Regions from separate parts of the Homo sapiens genome. Here region 2 is linked to region 1. A link is a contact called in ENCODE Hi-C or POLR2A ChIA-PET data. All regions are on one chromosome and are shown on one strand. Each heading gives the region's core, a stretch centred on a gene start or an enhancer-like site at or near the end of the contact. The rest is flanking DNA. Distances are from core to core; before and after follow the strand shown. Region 1 overlaps LOC105378983 (a long non-coding RNA gene). Region 2 has its middle 53 kb from the start of PLK2.

Region 1 (3,581 bases), core at 743-3,242:
AATATATATATATATATATATATATAGCATTAAAATAATAGAAAAGAGGTGGAGACTCAAATGAACAACTACCCATTTCTTCATAACTAACATCTTTAGTAAGATTTTCATAAATTTTTACAAAACTATTTTGAAAAGCATGAGTTTTGCAATGCAATTTGGAGGTCAACAATGTCTTTATCAATGTGTTTTTTTGGTACAATGATATTTACCAACAGTATATGGGGGAAATTTTATTTCCAACATTCTTACAGGTTTTATTTTACTTCCTTTCTGTCCTTTTTTCTTTTCCTCTCTCTTTCTTTAAAAAAAAGTGGTCTACCCAAAGCAAAGTCCAGTGCATTTATAAATTCTAAGAGGCAAAAAAACCATTATTATTTAATTTAATATTCATTGTTTAGCTGGAAGCAATTTCAAGCCCAGTTGAGGTAATAGTTTTTAATACTTCACAGCACATTGAGACTTACATAATTTTAAAAACTGCTGCATGCTGATGTCCACTGATGTCTTAGACTATAATTTTATAACTTTGAATGATATAAAGGTTTACAGTTGCTATTTTTTTGCATATTGCCTATCAGAGGCTTGATTAGGAATGTGATATGAATCTGTCTAATGGAGCAGGAACTATCTGTATGGGGTTAAGCTTTTAACCCAAAAATGTTTACTGAGCACCAATTATGCACAAGTAATTTGAAGTATTGGCCTTGTCTCTGAAAGGTGCTAACAGATAAACAACATCATTCTTCCATTTAGGCCGTAATTCTGTTCAGAAATTAAAGAGCAAAGGTTGTGAATGTCAGTTTTTCTTTCTTTCCTAAAAATCAATAGGTAATTACACTGACCCAAAAGGCAAAATGAATTCACTCTGTGAGTTTACCATTCATAGGACAGGACTTCACATTTACATGCCCATTTAAACATGCCCTGCTACAGTCACTTCTGAACATGTAAGAAGAGCTTCTTTGACATTCTGAAAAAATATTAACTCTAAAAGTTAGAGAGTAAACAATTTTAAGTGTTCAAATAGTACCTTCAAAAAATGATAAATAATTTCAATTTCTCTTTCAGGTAATAACATTGAGATATTGAGGTTCACTGGGAAAAATATTTTTGTTGGCACTTGGCACTTGGAATGCTTATAACATCACATCTTTAGTGGTATTACTTCAGCTATACCCTGTCTCATTGTTTATACAGATAGTGATGCATTTTGGTTAAGAATCTTAATAACAATAATCCTTTATATTTGTACAGTCTTTTTCAGTTCCAGGGCAGTTTAGATTTACCATCATATTAAATTCTTGCAAGGACTCTGTGAGATGACTGTAAGATTATTATTCTCATTGTGCCGTTGGGAAAACTGAAGCTCACAGAGTCCAAAGGCTATGAAGCATGGACTGGAAGCTGCCTGTCTGGGTTCAAATTCTGGCTCCATAGCTTGCCAAATATGTATAATTTGGAGCAAGTTACTTAACTTCTTTTGTATCAGTGTCCTCATCAGAAAATGAGGGTAATAACAGCACCTACCTTACTGGATTGTTATGACAGCTTAGGTTAATGTATGTTAAATACTTAACAGCAGTACCTGGCATATGGTAAATGCTACATGCATTTCAGAAATTGAGCCCAGATTTCTGACTGCATGTCTAGTGTTCCTTTCATTACAATAGTGTTTCAATTATGTCTTGTTACACCACTTCATGTGGTGGTTGACAGGGTACTGAACTAGAGGCAAAAGTACTACTACAGAAGCATATTCTGATGTTGTAGCTTCTACATTTTCCTGAATTAAAAACAATTAGGTAGTAATAATGTTCATGTAAACTATTTAGTAATCCTTCATGTGTACCAGGCTGGGTATCAAGCAAATAACGCATCTTTTACATGTATTATTCTATTCAATCCTCACAGCAGACCTGTTCATCTCCACTTGCAAACAAGGAACTGGAGTCACCAAGAGGTTAAGTTGTGCAGCGAGTCAGAGCATAGTGATAGGCATCAAAAGGGAGTTTCACGTCTGACTTAATATTGGTATCTGTGGAATGAAACAGGAATGTGCTTAATCATATCAAGCGATCTGATACTCAAACCTTTGTCTTCACCAGGGGTCACTGTCCTGGCAGTTACAGCATATTGCAAAACTGAAATCAAAGCTAAAGGCCTTAGAAATTTTTAATCTAAGCAAGAGCTGATTGTGTTTTAGTGGTGGATATCCAGTATAGTTTCCAACAATTGCAAATTGAAAGTAAAGGGAAAGTAAGCTAACAGACTCCTTAAAGTATCCACAGTCTTGGATAAAGCTTTTTTCTTCCAAATCTGCAATTATTCTTTTAAGGATTCAATTTAATTTATTATTTAAATTATTTTTAACATATATTATTTTAAAACTAAATTACATACAAATTTTCTTTTCCCTAATCTAAAGTTAAAATAAATCACTTTGTAATAATAACTGTGTAGAATTATATGAAAACATCATGTCTGTATTTTCAGTGCCTTAAGACACTTGGAATCTTTGGAGAATCTCACGTTCTAATTTTATTGGATTAGATATGCATGGCTTGGTGGCCTCAGAGGACAAGACTTAGGAGTAGCCCCAAAACATAGTCATCAGAAAAAAGAAAGAAAGTGGGGATTATTCTTTTAAGCAATTTAACCCAAAATCCAGGTTCCATGTTGTTCCGGCTTCAGAGTGAAATTTTTGTTCTCATCTAATTTTAAAGTTATACAACAACAGGAATGCTGTTAAGAAAACTCTGAGCATGAACCAAACCCGAGTGACAATACAGAACCCTGTTTTTATAGATGTTTGCCCCTAAAATAATAAAGTATAAAATATAAACTGACAAAATGGAATGCCCAGTCAAATAATATGATGTGACTTTGCATACATTTTATATCTCCTTACATGTCCAAAGGAGACATATTTTGTCAACATACAAATTCTGAGTGGCCTAGGAGGCAAGCCTATTCACAGTAATCCTCCTGGGAAAATAAGAAAGGAAGAGTAAGTACTAACTTTAGTATTAATTAGTTTTTGTGACACCATGGAACTTCCAACTTACAGGCTGGTAGGGATAGGGCACTCTGTCTCTATAGCATTGCAAAAACTGCTTTTCCTTCCATTTCTGCTTCAGATCACATGTTCTGGCTCAGCAGGGGCTAACGAGATGGAGGGAGCAGAATCTCTGTCTCTCCCTCTCAGATATTCTGATAAAGCCCTACTCCTGTCAGTTGGAGATCAGGTGTGGAGTTTCTGTTGGGTAATAATTTCCAATTTTAGTTATCTAGAGTTTAATAGCTATTGTTTTAAGTTATTGTTTTAAAGAAATAAAAATCACTGGTATATTTTAAAGCATCTTAATTAGTAGCCATGTATTATTTTCAATAGCTGATAAACAATTAGGCTTTAAACATTAAACATCAAATCATTAAGAAATTCAGTTGAAGTAATCAGAACTAATATTGATGAAGAGGAGTATGACTGACTAGGAGGGCATTCATTTTTCCCCCAAAATCACACTGGGTAAATATGGTAACAGATGAATAAGGCCACACACAAACATCAACTTAGTCAC
Region 2 (3,581 bases), core at 567-3,066, 220 kb after region 1:
GCTGTAATATGGACAGTACTCAAACCCACCTAGACGATCCCTTCCTGAGTGGGTCTCAAAAAGAGCATCTTTGTGACTTTGTGAGATGTCTGCATGTGAGCTTGCACCTCTTAGCCCTTCTCCTAAGTTTAGCTTAGGAATTTGGGATCTATAACTAAATTTCAGAAGTTTGGGTCTTCGCTTTCTCTCTGCCTTTTTGACACACTCTTTTGTTATTTTTATTATGGTTACTTAAGACTTCCTAAGCATTGGCAGTAGCAGATAAGAGCTATGCCAAGCTCCTCTGCTCTTCCCCAGCTGACCTGCTCAGCACATTATGCATTTATTGGATTGGGGTTTGGGTATGTTATTTTGCCTTTATGGGATCCATCACTTGTAGTATAAAAGAGATTTTTAGACATTCATCCAATTCTATGATTCCATGACAGGTGACATTAATTTCTTCATTTGAAAATTAAATAATTCTATAATGAACTCCATTACAGGAAGATACTATCAAAGACAAATTTGTGAAGTTAAGAGGGACAAAAAGGGGTTGTATAAATGATCTAAAACTCCAAAGACACTAAGTGGTAGAGGCAGGAATTGATGCCATATCTGTGTTTTGTTATCCAGGTCATGTATTTGCATTTAACTAATATTCTTGGAATCAAAATTCCTTAACATTAAAGAAAGTTTCTAACAATGGAATGTCAGGTCTGAGAGACACGTGTGGCTGACAGGGGAATTTTCTGAAATCCCTGAAGACCTATAACAAGCCAGTGGCCCACTTAGTCTCACTAAAGGATTCAACGCTGCCTTGCAGCCCTGCTTTGCAAGAATGTGGTGAAAATTTAGGCCTTTTTGTCTGCAGTGTTACCTGATTCATTGAAGAAAATGACTTGGTCAAGAGATGTCTAAGAATTCACCTTGATGACCAGCGCTCCCTATTGTTTTGCAAATCTCATCTCAACTAGAATGTTGGGGAAGAGTTTATTACCATATTTCCTGTGGTGCTTCTCAGTCAGCAAAAATCTTGGAACATTAGGTGCAGCCTACTTTCTCCAAACATTGTTTTAGGTTGATTACTAATGTGATTACAATGGTTACCTTCCCTTTCACAAGTGTACCCTATGTTACATGTATGTAAATGCTTTAAACTGTCATGCTAATAACATTTTTTAACATTTGAGTCATATTTTAAATGCTTCAGATAATTTCACTATTTAAGAGAGTCTCTTCTGAAAAGCTCTTTCCAAGAAGGAAATGGTTTCCTAATTCATTAATTTTACCAATTATGTTTTCATATGTTGTATTTTTGTTAAAGAGGATTAAAATTATTTGGAGAAAAGTTCTATGCATACTCTAGATCTTATCGTGGTGATGAAAAAGTTTCTATCCATACTCTAGATCTTATTGTGGTGATGACTTCAAGATACACCGTTTCTTTTGTTGAACTGGAAAGGTTTCTTTGGCAAATCATTTATATGAAAAGGTTTTCTGGTCTTGTCTTTTGTTAATCCTAACAAGAAAAAGTTAGCAGATTGGTAGCTACAGACTAGTGAACTATAGACACTTTGCAAGACTAAAAGTGATTAGTCAGTGTGGAATCAGCAAAAGGCAGGGGAAACTAGGAACTGGAATGCAGAGCTGTGGCTAGAAGACAGAGGGATGGTAAATGGAAAGGGGATGGAGGGATTTTCACAGTGCAAAAATCAGGTGAAGCCCACAGGTGCATATGAGTGAAAGCCACAAACAAGGCTGAAAACCCTTTTCTCCATCCCAAAACATTATAATACACTGTTAGGAAATATCAGTGTATTTGCATCAATCAAACAATGTTCTTCCAGCCACCCAAACTTGCAACCTTGAGTCATCTTTGAGTCAGAGATGTCAGGAATTTCAGAGCTGGGTAAAGTCTTAAAGGATACTTAATCCAATCTTTGCTTTGCAGACAAGGCCATGCAGTTTCAAGAGATCCTGCTTTTGGCAAATTCACATTACAAACAGAACCAGGCTTGACACTCAGTCTCAGAAATTCATATCAAGTCTTCCTTTCACTGCTTAGCCTGGTTCTTCCCTTTTCTTCATCAGCTATTCAGTCGGACACCAATTCTGCAGACTCTTCTTTAGGAGGGTCTCTGATGTCAATCCCTTTCCATTACCACCACCCTGGTCTAGGCTGTGCTCCGAAATGACTTTCTAAAAATGCTCCATACCACTTGGCTTTCTGCTTCAGTTCACCATAGATACTTTAATCTTCCTGGGACACTAATTTCATGATATTTCTGAAGAACCCCCTCGTTAAATTCTACTATCTTGGGACAGCAAAAAGTATTCAGGTTTTGGACTCAGATAAACTTGGGTTCAAATCTCTTGTCTACCTCTAAACTTGGATAAGTTACTTAGCTTCTCTGAAGTTCATTTTCCTCATCAGTAAAATGAGAACTACGATAATAAATTTAAAAATAAAACTGGTGACTATAGTGCAGATGGAATGACTTCATGTATGTTAAATTGCTTAGCAGATAAAAGATGTTCAAAACATGTAGATTTTCTTCCTGGAATTCATACTCTTCTGCAGTCTGGCTCCTACCTACCTTTCAATCTTGTCTTTTACTATCTCACCAGACAAGTTTTTTGCCTCAGCCAGATTGGCCTATTCATTACCTCCTGAACACTCTGTTCTCAGTTTTAACTGCTGGAGTTTTTCCTGCTTCCTAAAGATGTCCAACCCTTTTTTATTTATTGTATTATACAAATCTTTCTGATTTATCACAGCCTGTGTTTTTTCAATTCTTGCTTTTGCCCTCCAGGAGGAAATACATACATATATATTGTTCAAACAGGATGCATGGGAAAGAGTCTAAAGTCTTTAATGCTGAGCTGCTCCCAAACATGCTTCTTAGTTCTGGCAGAAGACTGTGGGGTCATGTGTCTTTCAGATGGGACCATGTCACCCTCTCTCTTCCAGAGATCCCAATGCTTGCTGCCTAACCCCAACAGTCACTTGTCCTCACCTTAGCCACCATTCCTGTGTGGCACTGTGTGGTTTCTCTAGCTGCCCATCTGACATCTTTCATCCCCAGCATGGCCCTTGGCACTCCTTCCTTACTCTGTCCCCTTCTCATTGTCATGTCTAATGACACTAAATAATCCTGGGGAAATTTGGAGCCCACGGGTGATGTGTGGATATAACTCCATGCTCCTCACATCTTGATCTTTTCAGTTCTAGACATATCAAACTAGTGAAAGGGAAAGATGGCTATAGTGATACAACCCTCAATATCCTCTCACCATCCTCTTTCTGAGGATAGTAGTGTGAAAGGAAAATAAATCTCAGGACCCCAAAGTCACTAAACCAGGAGAAAAATCAATCTGGGAACTATGTCAAGCAAACCTACCTCCCATTTTATTCCTAAGTAAGATAGCCACAAAGATGAGAAGCTACATAACTCCCTCGCAATTTGTCCACTGGAAGTTCCTTGTGGACAAAGGACAGACAGAACTCAAAGTCATCCCTCTGAGGCTCACCTGAGACAAATGCATGCCTGATTGCTTCCTCTGCCCTATTGTTTATGTAAAAATTCAGATTCACTGAG

Evidence for each region. Hi-C counts contacts between places; a loop is a spot of excess contacts on that map. ChIA-PET counts read pairs that join two places held with the same protein, here RNA polymerase II (POLR2A). Pooled maps may share reads with other maps.
Region 2: a pooled map shows a loop between it and region 1 (2.1-fold over the local background). The contact joins two enhancer-like sites. A Hi-C loop is called at or near these places in 1 of 168 maps with a recorded cell type or tissue (PC-9) and 2 of 50 pooled maps. POLR2A ChIA-PET finds 5 or more read pairs at or near these places in 1 of 52 experiments (A549).

What each region holds. Positions count from the first base shown.
Region 1 is chr5:58,186,404-58,189,984 of GRCh38, forward strand. LOC105378983 (a long non-coding RNA gene) reads right to left here. Exons shown (of 4, transcript XR_948350.2): 4 at 302-2,038. Among named protein-coding and RNA genes, the nearest start is that of LINC02101, 66 kb to the left of the region's middle. Within about 2 kb of position 1,993, at least 5 of the 41 ENCODE cell types and tissues checked have a DNase peak (open chromatin) inside an H3K27ac peak, as active enhancers do; they include PC-9, where a contact is called at or near this core.
Region 2 is chr5:58,405,660-58,409,240 of GRCh38, forward strand. No RefSeq gene overlaps it. Among named protein-coding and RNA genes, the nearest start is that of PLK2, 53 kb to the right of the region's middle. RefSeq lists an enhancer at 608-1,256. Within about 2 kb of position 1,817, at least 3 of the 41 ENCODE cell types and tissues checked have a DNase peak (open chromatin) inside an H3K27ac peak, as active enhancers do; they include PC-9, where a contact is called at or near this core.